2 separate regions of the Homo sapiens genome follow, and region 2 is linked to region 1. A link is a contact called in ENCODE Hi-C or POLR2A ChIA-PET data. All regions are on one chromosome and are shown on one strand. The core of a region is the stretch at or near the end of the contact, and the rest is flanking DNA. Distances in the headings are between cores, read along the strand shown. Region 1 overlaps NPEPPS (aminopeptidase puromycin sensitive). Region 2 holds the start of EFCAB13-DT (EFCAB13 divergent transcript).

What was found. A loop is a pair of places that touch in the nucleus more often than their neighbours do. ChIA-PET counts read pairs that join two places held with the same protein, here RNA polymerase II (POLR2A). Pooled maps may share reads with other maps.
Region 2: a loop to region 1 is called in a map of PC-9, with 7 times the contacts of the local background. The contact joins the promoter of EFCAB13-DT here to the enhancer-like site in region 1. A Hi-C loop is called at or near these places in 19 of 168 maps with a recorded cell type or tissue (B cell, CD8-positive, alpha-beta T cell, GM12878 and 14 more), 32 of 37 single-sample maps with no recorded cell type and 27 of 50 pooled maps. POLR2A ChIA-PET finds 5 or more read pairs at or near these places in 6 of 52 experiments (A549, K562, WTC11 and 3 more).

The regions. Positions count from the first base shown.
Region 1 is chr17:47,618,725-47,623,779 of GRCh38, forward strand. NPEPPS (aminopeptidase puromycin sensitive) reads left to right here. Exons shown (of 23, transcript NM_006310.4): 21 at 285-440; 22 at 1,013-1,060; 23 at 3,044-4,552. The coding sequence ends at 3,196. KPNB1-DT (KPNB1 divergent transcript) reads right to left here. Exons shown (of 4, transcript NR_171700.1): 4 at 2,803-3,363. Among named protein-coding and RNA genes, the nearest start is that of KPNB1-DT, 28 kb to the right of the region's middle. Within about 2 kb of position 1,952, at least 18 of the 41 ENCODE cell types and tissues checked have a DNase peak (open chromatin) inside an H3K27ac peak, as active enhancers do; they include HCT116, PC-3, PC-9 and 3 more, where a contact is called at or near this core.
Region 2 is chr17:47,321,162-47,326,216 of GRCh38, forward strand. It overlaps EFCAB13-DT (EFCAB13 divergent transcript), which reads right to left and starts at 2,740. Exons shown (of 3, transcript NR_110880.1): 1 at 2,528-2,740. It overlaps EFCAB13 (EF-hand calcium binding domain 13), which reads left to right and starts at 2,794. Exons shown (of 25, transcript NM_152347.5): 1 at 2,794-2,913; 2 at 3,293-3,362. RefSeq lists a silencer at 2,523-2,932 and enhancers at 3,273-3,362, 3,403-3,582.

The DNA.
Region 1 (5,055 bases), core at 702-3,201:
CTTTGCTTACTTTGTGTCTCTTCCTTTCTTAAACCTATAGGCTCCTAAGCAAGTATCTGTTGAGCAGTCTGTCTGTCTGAACCTGTCTCAGTACCTCATTCTCATTTTGGTTATCTTTAGCTTAAACATTATCTTCTTTGCTGAGAACTTCTGGTTCCAGTTATTCCTAAAACAAGGAATAAGTGTCTTCAGTGTGATTACTTCAGTGTCACAGTATGGTGCACTTTCTGGTACCAGAATATGTTTTTGATACACTAGACTTTTAGCTCTCTTTCTTTTTTTAGGAAGAGGTACGTCCACAGGACACTGTATCGGTAATTGGTGGAGTAGCTGGAGGCAGCAAGCATGGTAGGAAAGCTGCTTGGAAATTCATAAAGGACAACTGGGAAGAACTTTATAACCGATACCAGGGAGGATTCTTAATATCCAGACTAATAAAGGTATGTGAAAAACTTTGAGTAGCTTGCTAATCATGGATATTATTTAGTGACATCCATGATTCACTACACCCATACATTGTGGTCTTTGCTCTTTAAATGTTTCCTGTGGCCAGGTGCAGTGGCTCACGCCTGTAATACCAGCACTTTGGGACGCCGAGGTGGGCAGATCACCTGAGGTCGGGAGTTCGAGACTATCCTGGCCAACATGGTGAAATCCTGTCCCTACTAAAAATACAAAAATTAGCTGAGCGTGGTGGTGTGTGCCTGTAATCCCAGCTACTTGGGAGGCTGAGGCAGGAGAATCGCTTGAACCTGGGAGGCAGAGGTTGTGGTGAGCCGAGATGAGGTCATTGCACTCCAGCCTGGGCAACAAGTGTGAAACTCCGTCTCAAAAAAAAAAAAGTTTCCTTAAATAGTTACTGGCTTTATTTAAGGACTTCTCCATCTCCCATCACACATCCTTTATAACAGACTGAAGTTGGCAGAGAACAGAATGATTTATTTTTAGGGTAAATGGAAGTTTGTTCTCAGCCTCTTGGTTTCACTTACTGTTTAAAACCATTGTTTTGCAGCTATCAGTTGAGGGATTTGCAGTTGATAAAATGGCTGGAGAGGTTAAGGTAAGGAAAATACTGTTTACTCTTCACTTTTCAGTCTAGTAAGTAAAAACAATAACCTGGTTGTAATTATAGTGTTGGGATAATGTACTGTAGCATCTCTGTGTTTTTGTTTAGAGAAAGACATCATGCAGGGCTGTATAGGCCATATTAAGAATTTCCTAAAAATGGCCAGGCATGGTAGCTCACATCTGTAATCTCAGCACTTTGGGAGGCCGAGGTGGGTGGATCACCTGAGGTCAGGACTTCAAGACCAGCCCGGGCAACATGGTGAAACCCCAAATTAGCTGGACATGGTGGTGCACGCCTCTAATCCCAGCTACTCGGGAGGCTGAGGCAGGAGAATTGCTTGAGCCCGGGAGGTGGAGGTTGCAGTGAGCTGAGATCGTGCCATTGCACTCCAGCCTGGGTGACAGAGCGAGACTCCTGTCTCAAAAAAAAAAAAAAAAAAAAAAGTCCTAAAAATGGAAAGCCTTCGAATGGTTTATAAACAAGGCAGTGCCTTGATCTGATTTGTGTTATAAAAATTTCAGTCTGGCTGCAATGTGGATAATAGTTTGGAATGGGGAAGAGAAGATGTTGGGAAGCTAACTCTCCTAGCAAGAATGATAGAATAGCTTACAGTAGGGTAGTGGCAGTAGTGGAGGAGATGGAATAATGGAGATTCAGGGGCTTGAATTTGTTAACCATTTAGTTCAACAATATTTATTGATTGGCTTCTCTGTTGTGAGCATATCTGGGAGAGGAAGAAAAACAAGCCAGGATAATCCCCAGGTTTCTGGTGTATAAATGTTGGTACTACTCTGCGATGGAATGGAAAAAGACTTGAGGCCCTGAGAACTGAACCATGATTAGGAGCCTTGGAACAGTAGCAATTGTCATCTGTGTAAATAAGGTTATTGATTTCTAAAAGGTCTATGTTTAATCAGATGGATTAGTCATTCTGTCTTTCACACCTGTGGTGACTAATTCAAAGGAAAAGCCCTATCATTTTGCCAGCTGGTGTTTAAGAGTTGCTTTGTTTTCTGTGAAACCAGGTGTACTGCATTAGAAAAGTTTATTCAACTTTTAATCATTAAGCATTGTGATAAATTGTAAACTTAGAAATTGTTTGGTTTACTGTATTAAAAATGTTGGATTCCTGTAATTCCAGCATTTTGGGAGGCTGAGGTGGGAGGATTGCTTGAGTTCAAGAGTTCAAGACCAGTCTGGGCAACATGGTAGGACCCCATCTCTACAAAAAGGAAAAAACAATTTGGCCTGGGAGTGCACGCTTGTGGTCCCAGCTACCCAGGAAGTTAAGGTGGGAGGTTTACTTGAGCCCAGAAGGTTGAGGCTGTGATGAGCCATGATCGTTTCATTGCACTCTAGCCTGGGCAACAGAGTGAGACCCTGTCTCAAAAAAAAAAAAAAAAAAAAGACCATGGGGTGTTAAATTATTAGGGCATAGCAGCAATTTAAACTTCTTTGTATTATCATCCCTTACAAATTAATCTTTATTTGAAGCAGCCAAAATGTGTTGAATCCTTAAGTACTCTGTGCTAGGTATTTTGTCAAATGTTTATATGGATTGTCTCTTTAATCTTCTGGAGTAGATATTTTCTCATAGTTGAGAAAACTGAGACTTAGAGCAGTTAATTTTCTCACAGTCACAAGCTAGTACATGACTAAGCCTGGATTCAGGTTCCAAGTCTTCATTCCAAAGACTATATTTACCACTACACAATTAGCCTAAAAGAAAGGCAGTAGGTTCTGTCTCTTTATTAACTTTTGATTAGGTTGTTAAGCATATAATTAAGGGGAGAATTCCTATATGCAGGTCCAAGGAGTTGCTTGTTTTCTTTTAGCCTGAGGGTGGCAGTGGTAAATTCTCATGCCTGAAGATTATGCATCCTTCATATAGACCAGTGGGTATTTTTTCATAACCTGTAATATTAACTTCTTATTGCTAGTAATGATCCTGCATTCTGGGTTGTTTTATACCAGGCTTTCTTCGAGAGTCACCCAGCTCCTTCAGCTGAGCGTACCATCCAGCAGTGTTGTGAAAATATTCTGCTGAATGCTGCCTGGCTAAAGCGAGATGCTGAGAGCATCCACCAGTACCTCCTTCAGCGGAAGGCCTCACCACCCACAGTGTGAATCCTGAGGTGCCGCCATTGGCGGTTCTGCTGCTTCGCTGCAGGGATAAGGTGGAGCTACCGAACAGCTGATTCATATGCCAAGAATTTGGAGTCTTCTTTCAAACCAGTGGGGGTTGGACAATGAATGTAGTTAACTGGTTCCTGCTCACACTCCAGAATTAAATTCTATTGAAAAAGGAAAATCAGCAATTCAGCAAAAAATAAATAAAAAATAAAAATGTAAATATGATAGTAATAAAATAGAGCATAACGAAACTGTGAAACTTTCTGAAGCCTTGTCAGTGGTTAAAAGTATTTAACACTCTACTGTTAATGACAGATGTTCTGTTTTTATAACCTACCAAAAGGAAACTAGAGGCTTCTTGGTGAAGAGCATTTTTGTGAAGTGGGTTCTGCAAGGAGCCTATAAAGCCAAGGGTGGTGTCCATTTCTGGGAATGGTTAAACACAAAAGGCTGATAGCTGGTATCACATAGTTGGAGTCAGTGCATAATTCCAAGTGGCTTTTTTTTTTTTTGGCACGGGGACTGATCAGGAAGATATATTCCTGCATAACTCAATCTGAACCAAGGATTGTAGTTTAGTTTTCCTCCTTGCCTTCCCTTCTGTGTGACCGACCCCTTGGCCAAAAAAAAACAAAAAGCAAAAAACAAAAACCTACCCTGTTCTGGTTTTTTTCCTCCCTTTAGTTCCACCCCCAACCCCCATTCCCTGGTGTCCTTCTTAGAGATGAAGAAATAATAAGGAAACATCTTTCATAGCCACATTAAATAAGAGAAACTGATATACATTATTTTTTTCTTTTTAAAGATGACTTATAAGAACCCTGAAATTTATATAGGTGAGACAATAGAAATAAAAAGATCTTCAGCCAGGCCTTTCTGAAGGAGTTATTCTGCTAAAAATGGTCTTAGTTGTCTGAAAAGCCAGCTCTTGAACCTCTTCACAACAGTATCAACACTGGCTTCTCCCGGTTCATTTTATGCGTGCGAGAAGTCAGTGGTAACTGCTGCAGGGCTTAATACATTAGTGGTAACTGGTTTAAAAAACAAAGACTGTAAGCCTGTGTGTGCCACTGTTTGCTTCAACAGTATATCCTAATAAGCCTCACCTATTTAATCCAATGAGTTTTAAATCTAAATCTCATTCCCTTCTTCTTTCCCTACCTTTTTTTTCTTTTTTTCTTAAAAAAATATTTTGTGTTATTAACAGAAATTCATATTTGGTGTGGCTTAACGGTATTTCAGAAGGTCATCAGATTGTGAGACTGCTTCCTTGAAACATTTTTGTGCTATTGTTTTAAAAAAATAATTAAAAAACAGTTGGCGTTAATAAAAATGTCAATGTGAAACTGATGTCCTGATTCACTTTATTCTCTTTCTTTGATAAGAAACTAAAAACTTTCCTATCATTCAGTAGGCTTATGCAAAGTTATACTATCATAGGATTTTTCAAATTCAAAAAAAATCCAGTTCCTTAATTCCTAATTTATAGATCTTAACAGAAAAATCCTGAGATTCATTCTAAATCAGTTCTACATTCTCAAAACTCTCTCAGAGACTCTTATAGTCAGCATTCAGGAATGAACTTGAGACTTCCTCAGTCCCTAGTTTTGAGGCACCCTAGTTCAGGCACCATGCTCAGGGCTGCCCTTAGGCTCTCAAATGTTCTTAAGGCACCAGTGAAGCAGGGGCACCAAAAAGACTGAGAAAAATGCAGGTTTAATTGAAGAACTCAGAATTTTGCAATCAGAAATTCTGGAAACAGGTTATTTTACTTTCAGCATACATGTGATTTTTGTCTGTAATAATAGTTAAGTAGTTTGAATTACGTTCAGGGAGAGGTTATACTAGATGTC
Region 2 (5,055 bases), core at 1,490-3,989, 300 kb before region 1:
TTTGATAAGGAGCCAAGAACACTCAATGGGGAAAGGAATCTCTTTGATAAAAACTGTTGGGAAACCATATATCCATGTGTAGAAAAATGAAATTGGACCCTTATCTCACACCGTATACAAAAGTCAAAATGGATTAAAGACTTACCTGTAAGACTGGAACTACTAGAAGAAAACATAGAGGGAAAGCTACTAGAAGAAAAAATAGAAGAAAGCCACTAGAAGAAAACAGGCGGAAAGCTCCACTACATTGGTCTGGGCATTTTTTTGGACATGACCTCAAGAACACAGGCGAGAAAACAAAAAATAAACACATGGAATTACATGAAACTAAAAACTTCTGCACATCAAAGGAAACAGTTAACAGAGTGAAGAGACAACCTGCTGAATGGGAGAAAATATTTACTAATTATACATCTGACAAGAGGTTAATATCCAAGATATACAAGAAACTCAGTAGCAAGAAAGCAAATAACCTGATTTTAAAAATAGACAAATAATCTGAATAGACTTTTAAAAAAAATTTTTTTTTGTAGAGATGAGGCTTCACTATGTTGCCCAGGCTGGTCTCAGATTCTTGGGCTCAAGCGGTCCTCCCACCTTGGCCTCCCAAAGTGCTGAGATTATGGGTGTGAGCCACCATGCCCAGCCTGACACAGCCATTCTTAAAAGAAGACATACAAATGGCCAACAGGTTTGCGAAAAAAAAAATCACTATTATTAGGGAAATGCAAAATAAGATTACAATATCACCTCACACCTGTTAGCATGGCTATTAAGCTGGGTGTGGTGGCTCACACCTGTAATCTCAGTACTTTGGGAGGCTGAGGTGGGCAGATTACTTGAGGGTCAGGCGTTTGAGACCACCCTGGCCAACATGGTGAAACGCCATCTCTACTAAAAATACAGAAATTAGCCAAGTGTGGTGGCACATGCTTGTAATCCCAGCTACTTGGGAGGCTGAGGCAGGAAGATTGCTTGAACCCAGGAATGGAGGTTGCAGTGATTTGAGATTGTGCCACTGCACTCCAGCCTGGGCAACAGAGTGACTCAATCTCAAAAAAAAAAAAAAAAAAAAAAAAAAAGAATTGCTATTATCAAAATGATGAAAAAAATGTGTTGCTGAGGATGTGGAGAAACCTTTTACACTGTTAGTGTTATTACAGCCATTATGGAAAACTATATGGAGGTTTCCCAAAAAATTAAAAATAGAACTACCATATGATCCAGCGATGCTATTTCTGGGCATATATTGAGTAACTGAAATCAGTATATCAAAGACTTATTTGCACTTCCATGTTCATTTCAGCATTATGCACAATCGCTGAGATAATGGAATCAACCTGTGTCCATCGATGGATGAATGGATAAAGAAAATGTAGTAAACATATGCAATGGATACTATTCAGCCTTAAAAAAGAATTTCTGTCATTTGTGACAACATGAATCAACATATGCAATGGATACTATTCAGCCTTAAAAAAGAATTTCTGTCATTTGTGACAACATGAATCAACTTGGAGGACATACTAAGTGAAAAAAGCCAGGCACAGAAAGACACATACCACATGATCTCACTTATATGTGGAATCTTAAAAAGTCAAACTCATAGAAGTAGACAGTAGAATAGTTGTTAGAGGCTGGAAAGGGACGGGGCGGGTAGGAGATGCAGGATGGGGAGATGCTGTTCAAAGGGTACAAGGTTCAGTCAGACAAAAGCAGCAAGTTTCTGAGATCTATTGCATAGTGTGGTGACTATAGCTAATAATAATATATCGTATATCTCAAAACTGCTAAGAGTAAATTTCAAATGTCTCACCATAAAAAACGTTAAACAAGGTGATGGATATGTTAAGCTTGACTTAGTCGTTCCATATTGTATACATATATTAAAATATAACATTGTACCCCATTAAATATTTACAATTATGATTTGTACATATATTTAATAATAATAAAAATCTAAATAAAATATTAAAGAATGCCTACAAAGCAAGGTTTAAGATGTAAATGAACACAGTAGTATCACGGAAGGGATTAAATATTGTAACATTTATTGAGCACTACGTATATATTTTTGAATTCCCACAACCCTGGAAGAATGAGAAAATCGAGACTCAGGGAGCGTTAAGTATTTTGCCCAACTGCATACGATAAATACATAGGAAAAACAAACACACAGAAGAAAACCAAACCAACCAAAGTATCTCTTTCAAAAGGAAACGACAGTCTCCTTAAAGGCAACCCGAGACAAATTTCAGCAAAGCCGTGGGACACATGGCCTTCGAGCTGCTGTCCATTATTGAGTAGCAGAAGCCAAGAAGGATGGAATGTTTTGGAAGAAAGGGGTCGGGGGTCGGGGTGTTCAAAGGACGGACCGAAGGTAAGATTGAAGTGGGGTCAGACCATGGCGGGACAGCGCACCGGAGAATGAACAGCGATTAGGGAAGAGTGGCGAGCGGGTGGCAAGGACGGAGGGCGGAATCCCGGCCGGGGCTGCGGGAGGAAAGCGCACGGACAGGAGCCCCACCGCTCGAATGCAGCGCCCGGCGGCTGGCCTCGTGAGGTCACAGGCCCTTACGAGGTGGGGCAGGCAGGCGCGGCCGCAGTGCCTTCCAGTCAGCGCGGAGGCGGTATTGAGTTCAGCCGCTCCCCACAGCCCCGGAGCCCCTGGGCGGTGGCGGTGGCCGCGGCAGCACCGGCTCGACAGCCGATAGGGTCCTGGGCCCGCTCCGCTCGGGGTGGTCGGTGGGCGGAGCGTCGGGCTCGGTCAGGTGACCGCGGGGGCGGGGCCGCGCGGCGCGGGATCCTGGGAAGGCTGCAGAGCTAGAGCAGCGCCGCCCGAGGGGCGGCAGGGGCTGACCACAGAGAGCGCGGGGGCCTCCAGCCGAGAGGAAGGGAGGGCAGCTCGGGCCGGTAGTGGGACCCTTGGGGGACAGAGGTGGGGAGGGGAGGCGAGACCCGCTGAGGAGTTGGGAGGGGAGCCTTCGAGGTGGAGGGTGGAGAATGCAGTAGGGTGCGAGGGAGGAAGGAGAACAGTGGTGGGGCTGGGTGAAGGAAGGTTCCAGAAAGGAACAGTGAGGGGACTGAGTGGGACAAAGGGGCAGATTGAAGGGTGACTGAGACTGATCAGGTGGTTCCTCAGAAATGGTGGTTGTTGTAGAAGGCTGGCGGTCCCGGGGGTGGTGTCACTTCCCTGCTCCTTCAGCGGGAGGCGGAGACCTCTATTAGCACACTCATTTCCATCTTGCGGGTCGTTCACTCGCTAGCTTACAGGTCCTCTTTCTTCCTGTAGAAGTCGTTGGCTTCGTAAGAGCAGGGTCTATGGGAAGCCTCCTCAGCGTGGGTTCTTGGAAGAGGTGGAGGTTCGTTCACTCGACGTTTGTTACACAAATATGAAAACAGGGTGACGAAAGTTTGAACGTTCATGAATGGCAGTAGCTGCAATGGAGTTGTGTATGCAGTTGGTATTAATGACGTTTTCAGTCCCTCTGGCGAGAGAAAAGCGAGCGAGTCGGGCGGCTTGTGAGGGAAATGTGGCATGAGAGGAAAGAGGAAGGTATTTTGTGAAAGGATGTCATACAGAGTCATGCTTCAGTGAAGACGCCTTTGTTTTTCTCATCTTAAAGCCTCACAGCCCCATTTTCCTCTCAGCTACTGCCTTATTTCTCTTAACAACGTAACTCCTTGAAAGAGCCTACCCTACTGGCTGGGTTCAATTTCTTTACCCCGTTCTCTCTTGTACTCACTCTGACGACATTGTCTCCTTACCACCCCACCCAGATGGCTCCTTTCAAGTTTGTCAGTGTCCTCCGTGTTGTGAAACCTAGCGAACCATTCAGTACTGATCTTAACCGCCCACCCCACCCCCCTTTTTTTTTTTTGAGACAAGGTCTCTGTCGTCCAGGCTGGAGTGCAGTGGTGCAATCATAGCCCACTGCAGCTTCAAACTCCTGGGCTCAAAAGATCCTCCTGGCTCAGTCTTTGGAGTAGCTGGGACTAAGGTCGCCATGTCCAGCTGATTAAAAAAAAAATTCTGTAGAGGTGGGAGTTTCACTGTTGCCCAGGCTGGTCTTGAACTCCTGGCCTTAAGCAGCCCTCCTGCTTAGACCCCCACCCCCGCATCAAAGTGTTGGGATTACCTGCATAAGCCACCATGCACAGCCTGATTGCTCACTCTTGAAGTACTTTCTTCACTTGGCATTCAGGAACCCAGACCTACCTGATTTCCCTCCTCACAGTAACCAGAGTGATCCTTTCAGAAAGAACTTCAGATTATGTAATCCTTCTCCTCAGAACTCTTTCAATGCTTGTCACTCCTTCAGAGTACAAGCCACAGTTCTTACTGTCATCTAGGGGTCCTCCATGATATGCCACTTTCACTTAGCCTCTCTGATCTCTCCTGCTTCAGCCTCCTGGGGCCTTCCCACTATTCCTTGAACATTCTTCTTGCCTCGGGGCTTTTGTACTTACTTTTCTTTCTGGCTGAAATGCTCTTCCCTAAGATATTAATCAGCTCCCTACTTCAGTTCTTGCAGGTCTGTACTCAAAAGTCTCCCTCTCAGTAAGGTCTTCCTTGGCCACCCATTCTGTTCCCTGCATCTCTTCCCCTATACTACATTTCATATTCCCCTCCCTGCTTTACTTTTTTTTTTGTACTTATTGCAGATAACATACAATATGTTTTATTTTTCTATTTTATTATTTCACTCCCTGACTAGAACATAAGCTTCATGAGGGCAGATTTTATATATATATAAACAAAATATATATATATATATATATATATATATATATATATATAGCATATATATATTTTGTTCATTGGTATATCCCTAGAGCCTAGGAGAGAACCTAGTGCACACTAAGCATGCAGACATATACGTTGAATTCATGGATAGAAAGGTGAATGGATAGATGACTGGAGAAAAGGGATACGACTCCCTCCATTTCTCTTGATTTGTTCCTGCAAGTTCACCGATAGAAGACAGGATTGAAATAGTTGAGAAAAATTATATTGTCAGAGTTACAGGGAATAGACTTTCTAAGTTAATTTTT